Linked DNA regions of Homo sapiens: region 2 is linked to region 1. Evidence: read pairs that join two places in POLR2A ChIA-PET (ENCODE). Cell type or tissue: Caco-2. All regions are shown on one strand. Each heading gives the region's core, and the rest is flanking DNA. Links, peaks and the distances in the headings are about the cores only. Region 1 overlaps PAK2 (p21 (RAC1) activated kinase 2). Region 2 has its middle 17 kb from the start of SENP5.

What was found. ChIA-PET counts read pairs that join two places held together with the same protein. Peaks named below come from ENCODE experiments on the same cell type or tissue, not always from the same donor. Only the 100,000 strongest peaks of a DNase experiment are listed, where the experiment ranks them.
Region 2: POLR2A ChIA-PET joins it to region 1 with 6 read pairs; 7 of 35 experiments call an interaction of 5 or more read pairs at or near these places.

The regions. Positions count from the first base shown.
Region 1 is chr3:196,791,201-196,796,577 of GRCh38, forward strand. The region is part of intron 2 of PAK2 (p21 (RAC1) activated kinase 2); the gene reads left to right. Among named protein-coding and RNA genes, the nearest start is that of PAK2, 54 kb to the left of the region's middle. In Caco-2, for the core only: no CTCF peak of the experiment used is centred there; DNase peaks (open chromatin) are centred at 1,782 and 2,151.
Region 2 is chr3:196,848,670-196,854,046 of GRCh38, forward strand. No RefSeq gene overlaps it. Among named protein-coding and RNA genes, the nearest start is that of SENP5, 17 kb to the right of the region's middle. In Caco-2, for the core only: no CTCF peak of the experiment used is centred there; no DNase peak of the experiment used is centred there.

The DNA.
Region 1 (5,377 bases), core at 84-5,083:
TCAATTCCAGACATGCTTTAGTATCTTTTTGTTTTAGACACTGTTTCTAATATCCTTTCCTTTTCCCATTGAGACTATTAAAATACAGAGAGTACCTGTATGTGTGTTATGTAAAAACAAATGGCATTGAACAGATTTTTAGGATTTTATGTTTATTTTGAATGATCTAATGTGGCTCTATCTCAAGTTCTGCTTAATCGTTTTTGTGTTTTTCCTTTAACTTTTTACTCTATACTCCTATCATATATGAAACTTTAATATATTTCTCTAAACTCTTAACGTTTCCAAGTTGAAGAATATGACTAGGCCTTAGACACAACAGGAACCAGGAATACTCTTGCTAGATATGTTATCTCTCACCCTTCTTTTTATATTTTTTTCTTATTTTATATTTCTTATTTCAGAATGTTTTTTCTTTATGTGTTAAGAAATATAATTCCTGGGCCGGGCGTGGTGGCTCACGCCTGTAATCCCAGCACTTTGGGAGGCCGAGGCAGGTGGATCACGAGGTCAGGAGATCAAGACCATCCTGGCTAACAAGGTGAAACCCCGTCTCTACTAAAAATACAAAAAGTTAGCCAGGCGTGGTGGCGGGCCCCTGTAGTCCCAGCTACTCGGGAGGCTGAGGCAGGAGAATGGCGGGAACCCAGGAGGCGGAGCTTGCAGTGGAGCTGTGATCGCGCCACCGCACTCCAACCTGGGCGACAGAGCGAGACTCCGTCAAAAAAAAAAAAAAAGAAATAGAATTCCTGGGCTCAGTTTCTTACAACTTCAGACACTAGTGATAGACTGATTCTCAGGGAGCCGAGTCTGGCTTAGCTGCTCAGGTGGCTGCCCCTGCACCAGTTGCTGGAGGGTGTGTGGGAAGCTGTGCTGACCTGGCTTGAGTTAGGTGCCCACCTCGGACCAGTCATCTGTGACCATAGTCGTGTAAGAAAATGGCATCTTTCCCAACTATCTGCATAGAGGAAAGGTGAGGGAAGTTTCCAAAAGTAGGATGCTGAGCAGATTTTTTTAAAAGAAAGAACACATATAATCATAGTACATTAAATTGTAAACTACTAGTTTATCGTTAACTAATAAATAATTTCTCCTGTATGTAGGGTATTCCGTTAGAAGCCAAGGGACATAAAGAAATGTTGAGTGCACGACCTCAAATTACTCAAAGTCTAGTGAAAATTGAGAGAGAGGTAATTTATGATAGACGTATTAATAATTGTGTTTCAGTAAAGAGAATCCAGGCTTAACAGTTTCCTTTCCCTCTGCTCCTGTCCATAACCAGCATTCCCTTCCCTCTCACTGTGACCAGATCTCTTTTAAGTTACATGCCTAGAGAGGAGATGGACATTTGAGCATAAATCCCTCATTACTAGTTAAATAAGTATTATTGTGTTTCCTACCAATACTAAACTAGTAGTATCTTTGTAAACAAAGAAGAGCATACGGTAACATTTCCAGTCTTATATGTATAGACTTATCAAACAGCATGATTTTTAACTCTTTGATATTAGAAGAATCTTCTGGTTAAACACAGCATGTTGACCACATACAGAAGCATTCTATTTACTCTCCCTCCCAAGACCCAACTAAAATGACAGAAAAAAATATATATATATACACACACACACACACGGTCAAAGAGAAAAAGAGAGGAGACAGTATTGTGAAAGAGGCTTCAGTACACATTTGGAAGGCAGAAGTGGTGGAAAATTGGCACCTGACTCAGCAGGACAGAGAAACACATAACCTAAGCGTTTGCAGAGGGGAATCTGTGAGAAGGGAAACAAGTTTCCCTTGTAGAAATTCTGGAAGCTCAAGATTTAGAGGCACACGACACTGTGTCGGAGTGGGGGTAGGATGCACTACACATGCTGAGGAGAAGGGGGATTAGTTGAAAATCAACATCGAAAGTGTCAAAGGCCCCCCAGGACTCCTCCTTTACACCCCACACATCCATGTAAGTGTTATCCCCATCCTCCGGAAGGAAAAAAGAATAAACTGGGATTTACATTTATTTCCAGAGAATTTAAACCACAGAAGCCTCTGTTCTTATCAGGGGAGTCAGGAAAAGTTGAAGCACCAGAATAAAGCAGGTGACTTCATGCAAGTCAGCATTTTCAACTCCTTTCCCCATCCTGCTTTCAGAATACCTGCAGCCTGACTCACAGCCTCAGACAGGAGATTGGAAGATTTTTCTCTGGATAAACAATGGCCTGGGGAAAAAAATACTTTAGGTACCTTGCATGCATGCTGTCCTTATCTTTAGTGTTAAGGTTGGCTTAACTCCCAGTTAGCTTTTTAATACTTTCTATATGAGTAGACAGTACAGGATCACCCGACATTTATGAAAAACCCTTTATAAATGAGAGGGAGAGTCCAAAACAATAGGGATAAAAACAGGAACTTAAAAGAAATAGACAGTGTAAGGAGAAAAAAAACCCCAAACTGCAGCCTGTGCATACACACATACTGTATAATCGTCAAAGAGAGGAGATAGAGGAATCCATGAAACAAGAAAAGAGTTCGCAGAGAAAGAATGATCAGAGAACAATGGAAAACAGTTCTTGGAATATCAACATTTAAAATTACCAAAACAAACAAAAGATAGCAATAGAAAGAAGAGTGGAAGATAATCAAGAAAATTCTCCCTGCTGGAGCGGTGGCTCACACCTGTAATCCCAGCACTTTGGGAAGCCAAGGTGGGTGGATCACTTGAGATCAGAAGTTCGAAACCAGCCTGGTCAACATGGTGAAATCCCATCTCTACTAAAAATACAAAAATTAGCTGGGCTCGGTGGCGTACACCTGTAATCCCAGCTACTCAGGAGGCTGAGGCAGGAGAATCACTTGAACCTGGGAGGCGGAGGTTGCAGTGAGCCAAGATTGCGCCATTGCACTCCAGCCTGGGCAACAGTGCAAGACTCTGTCTCAAATAAAAAAAGAAAAGAAAATTCTCTCAAAGAATTAAACAGAAATACAAAGATGGAAAATATGAGAGAAAAGATAACAGTTAAAAGATCTGACTAATGACAATTAAGTGGAGGACATAGTGACTTCTAGCTCTAAAATGGTGGTGTAGAAGCACACTGGCTTCACTCACTCTGCCCTGCCACCACAGAAAACCAAGAACATACAGCACTAAGATGATCACCAGCAACATCCAAGAACTCAGATATGAGAAGGAGACAGTTCCCAGGGGCACAGAGAAATGAAAGAACTCCAGGCATGCTGTAAGAATCGGACTTCCGTATCTGCAACACCCGTTCCCCCTGTCCGCCTGGCGCCAAGTGTGGGAAAATCTCCCCCAATTCACAGTGTCTACACAGGAAAAAGTGAGATTGAAGAAGACAGCCACCTTCTCCACCATCTTGGGTTCCCTGGCAGGAGGCCTGTCCCTGCCTTAGCCCACAGGTGGCATAGGGAGAGCTACCCTGAGGACAGCCAGAGGCAGAGGAGGGAGGCGGGATTACTGTTCCCAGCCTTGGAAACCCTGCTGTATAACTCAGCCAAAGGGGATGCCAAATAGAGCAGCTGTTCAGCAACACCATGTTGTAGGAGGTTTATTCCACAGGACCCTTGGCAGGAACCCTGAGCCACCCTTCCTGTACTGCTACCAGAATATCCCCTTGGGGACTCCTCTCTCCCATTTAGGATGGGCTGCACTCTGCTAGAACCCAGGCAAACCTGGGCTTATGGTGCCATTTAGTGCTGGAAAGGAGGCAGCAACCTAGGCTCGGGGGTGAGGAAAAGAAAGAAAATCAACAGGTAAATTACAGAGACTCTCTAAGCAAACATATCCAATAAAAACCAGACTAAATATCCTCATACTTCTTTGAAAAATGGCTTAAAATTTTCCAAATTTAATGAAAACTGTAAACCCACAGATTCAAGAAATTTAACAACATTTGAGCATAGGAAACATGAAAACTACACCAAGGCTTACTGTAATCAAATTGTTTAAAACCAGTGTTAGGGCTGGGCACAGTGGCTCATGCCTCCAATCCTAGGATTTTGGGAGGCCAGTGTGGGAGGATCACTTGAGCCCAGGAGTTCAAGACCAGCCTGGGCAACATGGCAAAATCCCATCTCTACAAAAAAAAAAAAAGAAAAAAAGAAAAATTATCTGGGCAGGGTGGTGTGCACCTGTACTCCCAGGACTTGGTAGGCTGAGGCAGGAGGATTGCTTGAGCCCAGAGGTTGAGGCCGCAGTGAGCTGAGATCGCACCACTGCACTCCGGCCTGGGTGTCAGAGCGAGACCCTGTTTCAAACCAAAAACAACAACAACAACAAAAACACAGTGATAGAGAAAATTTTAAAAGCTACCAGAAAAAAAATGAAAGACTCATTATATATATAGGACGAAGATAGAGTGATCCCAGACTTTATTTAAGTAACAGTGCAAGCCAGAAGACAAGGGACAACATCTTTAAAGTATTTAAAGGGAAAAAAATCTATCAGCCTAGAATTCTATACTATTGAAAGTGTCTTTCCAAAACAAAGGAGGACACAGAATTTTAAATGCGTAAAAGCTGAACGAGTGTATCGTCAGCAGACAGACTACAAAAAATGTTAAACTAAGCCCTTCAGGCAGAAGGAAGGTGATGTCAGATGGAAATGTGGACTCACAGGAAAGAATGAAAAGCACTGGATGTGGCACCTCCGTGGTTCTGGACCTTTTTGGCACCCGGGATTGGTTTCGCGGAAGGTAGTTTTTCCACAGACCCAGTGGTGCGGGGGAATGGTTTCGAGATGAAACTGTTCCATCTGAGGTCATCAGACATTAGATTCTCATAAGAAGCGCACAACCTGGATCCCTCGCGTGTGCAGTCCACAGTAGGGCTCACGCTATGCGGTCCAACGCGGCTGCTGATCTGACAGGAGGCGGAGCTCGGGCGGTGATGCTCACTCACCTGCCACTCAGTTCCTGCCGTGCAGCCGGTTCCTAACAAGCCTCGGACTCTGGTACCAGTTTGTGGCCTGGGGGCTGGGGACCCTTGTGGTATGCGTTCTTTCTTATCTAAATTTCTTTGAAAGATAATTGTTTTGAGTTTTTAAGAAAACAAAGCACTGATACACCTTGTAACATGGATGAATCCCAAAAACATTAAGTAACAAAAGTCATTCGCAAAAGACTGCATATTGTTTGGTCCCATTTATATTAATGAGCAGAACAGGCAAAAGCTATGGAGACAAAGTAGATTGGTGGTTGCCTGAGGTTTGGGGTGGGGCAAGGGCTGAAATGGGGAGTCATTGCCATTAGGTGCAAGGTTTCTTCTGGGTATGATAAAAATGTTCTAAAGTTAGATTGTGATTATGATTGCACAACTCTAAATATACTAAAACCCATTGAAGTGTACAATTTCAACAGGTGAACAT
Region 2 (5,377 bases), core at 99-5,098, 57 kb after region 1:
TAAAAGGAATGTTACTTTTATTTTGTTATTTTTACTTTTTGGCCAGGCACAGTGGCTCACGCCTGTAACCCCAACACTTTGGGAGGCCAAGGTGGGCAGATCACTTGAGGTCAGGATTTTGAGACCATCCTGGCCAGCATGGTGAAACCCCATCTCTACTAAAAATTTAAAAATTACCTGGGCATGGTGGCATGTGCCCATAATCCCAGCTACTTGGGAGGCTGAGGCAGGAGAATTGCTTGAACCTGGGAGGTGGAGGTTGCAGTGAGCTGAGATTGCACCACTACACACCAGCCCAGGCAACAGAGCAAAACTCCATCTCAAAAAAAAAAAAAAAAAAGAAAAAGAAAAAGGAATGTTGCTTTTATATTAACATTTCAGCAACATCTGGTGGAGGCAAGCCAGTGTTAGAACCCATCAGAGTGGCTGACAGCAGTCAAACTCCAAACGCTGCTTCAGACAGAACCACGCATGGACACGCCTTTCTTCCGAGGACCCTTAGATTGGCCCCAGGAGGAGCCCTAGCTGCTGTTCCCCACGCAGTGCCCCTTTTCAGCAAGAAGCAGCCGGAAAGAGTCTTTATCCAACACCCGCTAACAATAGTTAGGGTTACACCACTCCAGAGCGGGGGAATGATACAGGAGTTAAGAAGAAATTACTTAGGCAGATAGTGAGGGTATGGAAGTCTTCAGTAAGGTTTTCCTTTTAGTGAAAAACAGCCCCAAATCATTTTCCTTTCTAACAAAGAACAGCCTGTAAAATTGAGCTGCAGACATACATGCCAGCAGTTGTGCCAATCATGTTCGAGATGGCGGCTCCCTCTTCCCTTCTCTGCCAGCCACGTGTACAGTAAGGAGCAGACAAGATGGCACTGGCCAAGGGGACAGTTCGCTTGCATAATGAGATTAGGGTGGGGCGGCCAGCCTTCCCCGCACATTGTGTAAATATCATACCTAATTGAACCAATCTGTGAGCCCCATGTAAATCAGACACCCCCTCCTCAAGCCAGACTATAAAATCCAGCACATCTGCTGCTGGCCAGACTTTTCCTCTCGTTAAGTCCCCTCTCTCTCACTAGAGAGAGAGCTGTTTTATTTTCTCTTTCTTTTGCCTATTAAACCTCTGCTCATTCACTTAAGGTGCTTAGCACAGTGTCTGTAAATAGAAATCCCTCAAAACATATTCGTTATTATTTTTAACTTTATTTTAAGATAATGTTATTTATTTATTTATTTATTTTATTTTATTTTATTTTTTTTTGAGTTTCACTCTTGTCACCCAGGCTGGAGTGCAATGGCGTGATCTCGGCTCACTGCAACCTCCACCTCCTGGGTTCAAGCGATTCTCCTGCCTCAGCCTCACGAGTAGCTGGGACTACAGGTGCCCACCACCACCCAGCTAATTTTTGTATTTTTAGTAGAGATGGGGTTTCACCATGTTGGCCAGGCTGGTGTCGAACTCCTGACCTCAGGGGATCCTCCCGCCTCTGCCTCCCAAAATGCAGAGATTACAGGCGTGAGCTAACATGCCCGGTCAAGAGAAGAGTTAACTCTTAAAAAGACTGTTATCATGTCAGATAAGAACAGCAACTTTGTAGCTTTCTGAACCCTCTCAACTTGCCATGCAGAATACCACAGCCTTACCAGATGGACATGGCAGATGAAGGAGTTCAAAACAGTGGAGCAGCTAGAAACTTAAAGGATCAATTCTAGAAATGAGAAAGTCACAGTTGGGTTGGATTCAAAATCTGAGTATAAACTCTGCCTAAATTCCTGGCTGGCTGGCCATACTACAAAATGTACACAGGAGCTCCAGGGACCCCTACAAAATGGCAAGGAGGAACTGAGTGGGGGCCAGGGGTGGGGGCACCCGGGATCCTACCTCAAAGACAGAAGTGATCCTGGTGAGATTTATGAGTTTTATACTGAGTCTGTTCCTCAACCCACACACAATTCAGGTGGCAAAAAGTGAAAGCATTATTGGCTTGAAGGGTCCTGAGACAGAACTTGGGGCTCATAAGACAACATGAAATGTAGAGGGTGTGCCCCATGCACAATCTGTTACCCCTCAGCTCGAAATCTATTATTCTTTGCCCTGTAAGGCATAAGAAGAGGTAGGTTCGCTTCCTGGTTCCTGTGTACTTTCTTCCCCTGTGATATGACTCCCAGAAGCACTCAGGAGGATCAGTGGTGCTTATTCTCTCTCTCTCTTTTTTTTTTGACATGGAGTCTCGCTCTGTCGCCCAGGCTGGAGTGCGGTGGCGTGATCTCAGCTTACTGGAACCTCCACCTCCCAGGTTCAAGTGATTCTCCTGCCTCAGCCTCCTGAGTAGCTGGGATTACAGTCACGTGCCACCACGCCTGCCTAATTTTTTTGTATTTTTAGTGGAAACAAGGTTTCACCGTGTTAGCCAGGATGGTATCGAACTCCTGACCTCGTGATCCATCTGCCTCAGCCTCCCAAAGTGCTGGGATTACAGGCGTGAGCCACTGCACCTAGCCTTTTTTTTTTTTTCGACAGAGTTTTGCTCTGTCACCCAGGCTGGATTGCAGTGGCACAATCTTGGCTGACTGCAGCCTCCGCCTTCCAGGTTCAAGCAATTCTCCTGCCTCAGTCTCCCAAGTAGCTGAGATTACAGGCGTCTGCCACCACACCTAGCTAATTTTGGTATTTTTAGTAGAGACGGGTTTTTGCCATGTTGGCCAGGCTGGTCTCGAACTCCTGACCTCAGGTGATCCACCCGCCTCAGCCTCCCAAAGTGTTGGGATTACAGGCGTGAGCCAGTGTTGGGATTACAGGCATGAGCCACCACACCCAGCCCTAGACAGGGTAATTATGTAAGAAAAAGAAATAAAAAATATCCATATTGAAGAGAAAGAAATAAAACTTTGTCAATTAACAGACGGCATGACCTTGTATGAAGAAAATCATGGCTGGGCACAGTGGCTCATGCTTGTAAATCCCAGCACTTTGGGAGGCTGAGGTGGGAGAATCATTTGAACCCAGGAGTTCAAGACCAGCCTGGGCAACATAGGGAGACCCCATCTCTACTGAATGAATGAAAGAATGAATGAAGGAGCAAGCCAGGTGTAGTGGTGCACGTCTGTAGTCCCCGCTACTCAGAAGGCTGAGGTGGGAGGATCTCTTAAGACCCGGAAGTTGAGGCTGCAGTAAGCCACAATCCACAGTCCCACGCTGCACTCCAGCCTGGGTGACAGAGCAGGACTCTACCTAAAAATATATATATATATAAGTAAAGAAAATCCTAAGGAATCCACGCACATACAAAAATATTACAACTAATAAATGATTTCAGCGAGGTTTGAGGACACAAGATCAATAAACAAAAAGCTACAATAATCAAGAGTGTGGTACTAACATAAAAATAGACATATAGGCCAGGTGCGATGGCTCACGCTTGTAATCCCAGCACTTTGGGAGGCCGAGGTGGGCAGATCACCTGAGGTCAGGAGTTTGAGACCAGTCTGGCCAACATGGCGAAAATCCGTCTCTACTAAAAATATAAAAATTAGCCGGGAGTGGTGGCGGGTGCCTGTGATCCCAGCTACGCAGGAGGCTGAGGCAGGAGAATCGCTTGAACCTGGGAGGCGGAGGTTGCAGTGAGTGGAGATTGTGCCATTGCGCTCCAGCCTGGGCAACAGAGCAAGACTCTGTCTCAAAAAAAAAAAAAAAAAAAGAAAGAAAGAAACAAAAGTGTTTTCAACAAATGGTGCTGGGACAACCGAATATTCATATGCAAAAGAATGAACTTGGACCCTTCCTTATACCATCTACAAACATTCCAAATGCATCACAGGTGTACTTGTAAGAGACAAAATTAGAAAACACTTAGAATAAATCATAGGAGTAAACCTTCATGACCTCCAGTGAGGCAATCATTACTTAGACATGAGACCGAAAGCACAAGGGACAAAAGAAAAAAATAGATAAATTGGACTGGACAAAATGTAAAAGTCTTATGCTGCAGATAATATCATTAAGAAAGTGAGGTGTGGGGCGCGGTGGCTCACGCCTGTAATCCCAGCACTTTGGGAGGCCGAGGCGGGCGGATCACTTGAGGTCAGGAGTTTGAGACAGCCTGGCCAACATGGTGAAACACCATCTCTACTAAAATACAAAAATTAGCCAGGCATGGTGGCACACACCTATAATCCCAGCTACTTGGGAGGCTGAAGCACGAGAATTGCTTGAACCCGGGAGGTGGAGGTTGCAGTGAGCCGAGATCATGCCACTCACTCCAGCCTGGGTGGTAGAGTGAGACTCCATCTCAAAATAAATAAATACATAAATAAAAATAAAAAAACACAGAAAGGGAAAAAATATTTGCAACTCATACATATGATAAAGTGTTTGTATCCAGCATCGAGACCATCCTGGCTAACACGGTGAAACCCCGTCTCTACTAAAAATGCAAAAAATTAGCCGGGCGAGGTGGCAGGCGCCTGTAGTCCCAGCTACTCGGGAGGCTAAGGCAGGAGAATGGCAGGAACCCCGGGGGGTGTAGCCTGCAGTGAGCCGAGATCGCGCCACTGCACTCCAGCCTGGGCGACAGCGAGACTCCGTCTCAAAAAAAAAAAAAAGTATTTGTATCCAGAATATATACCAATATGAGTTGATGTATTGATATATACCAATATTGACCAATATGTATCTAGAATATATATCAGTTAGTTTTTTAAAAGTTGGCTTCAGAATTGTTTATAACAATGTTGAATACTAAATGATTATGTTAATGCCTTTATAATATTTAATATTTTATATAAATAAAATAAAATGTAGTGTCATTCTAGAATTCTGTACCCAGGAAAATCATTGTTCACATACAAAGGCAGGCAGGCCACAAACATTTTCCAAATATGTAAGCATGGAGAGAAGGTTGTTCTCATGATACTTTCTCTAAAAGTTTTCAAAGAGTAGCATTTTCCAATAGAACTTTCTGCAATGATGGAAATATCTGTATCTTCACCCTCCATTATGGTGAAATCTTCAACCCCACGTAGTTAGCTATTAAGCATCTAAAATGTCACTAGTGCAACTGGAGAACTGAATTTTATTAATTTTATCAACTTGTTAATTGATTAATAAGTTAAATTAATTTTATTAAGTTTATTTTTATTTTACTTTATTTGAGACAGGGTCTCGTTCTGTCACCCACGCTGGAGTGCCATGGCCTCAACTTCCCAGGCTCAAGCAAGCCTTCCACTTCAGCCTCCCTAGTAGCTGGGACTTACAGGTGTGTGCCTGGCTAATTTTTGTATTTTTTGTAGAGACAAAGTTTCATCATGTTGCCCACAGTGGTCTCGAACTCCTGGGCTCAAGCCATCCGCCCACCCCCACCTTCCAAAGTGTTGCGATT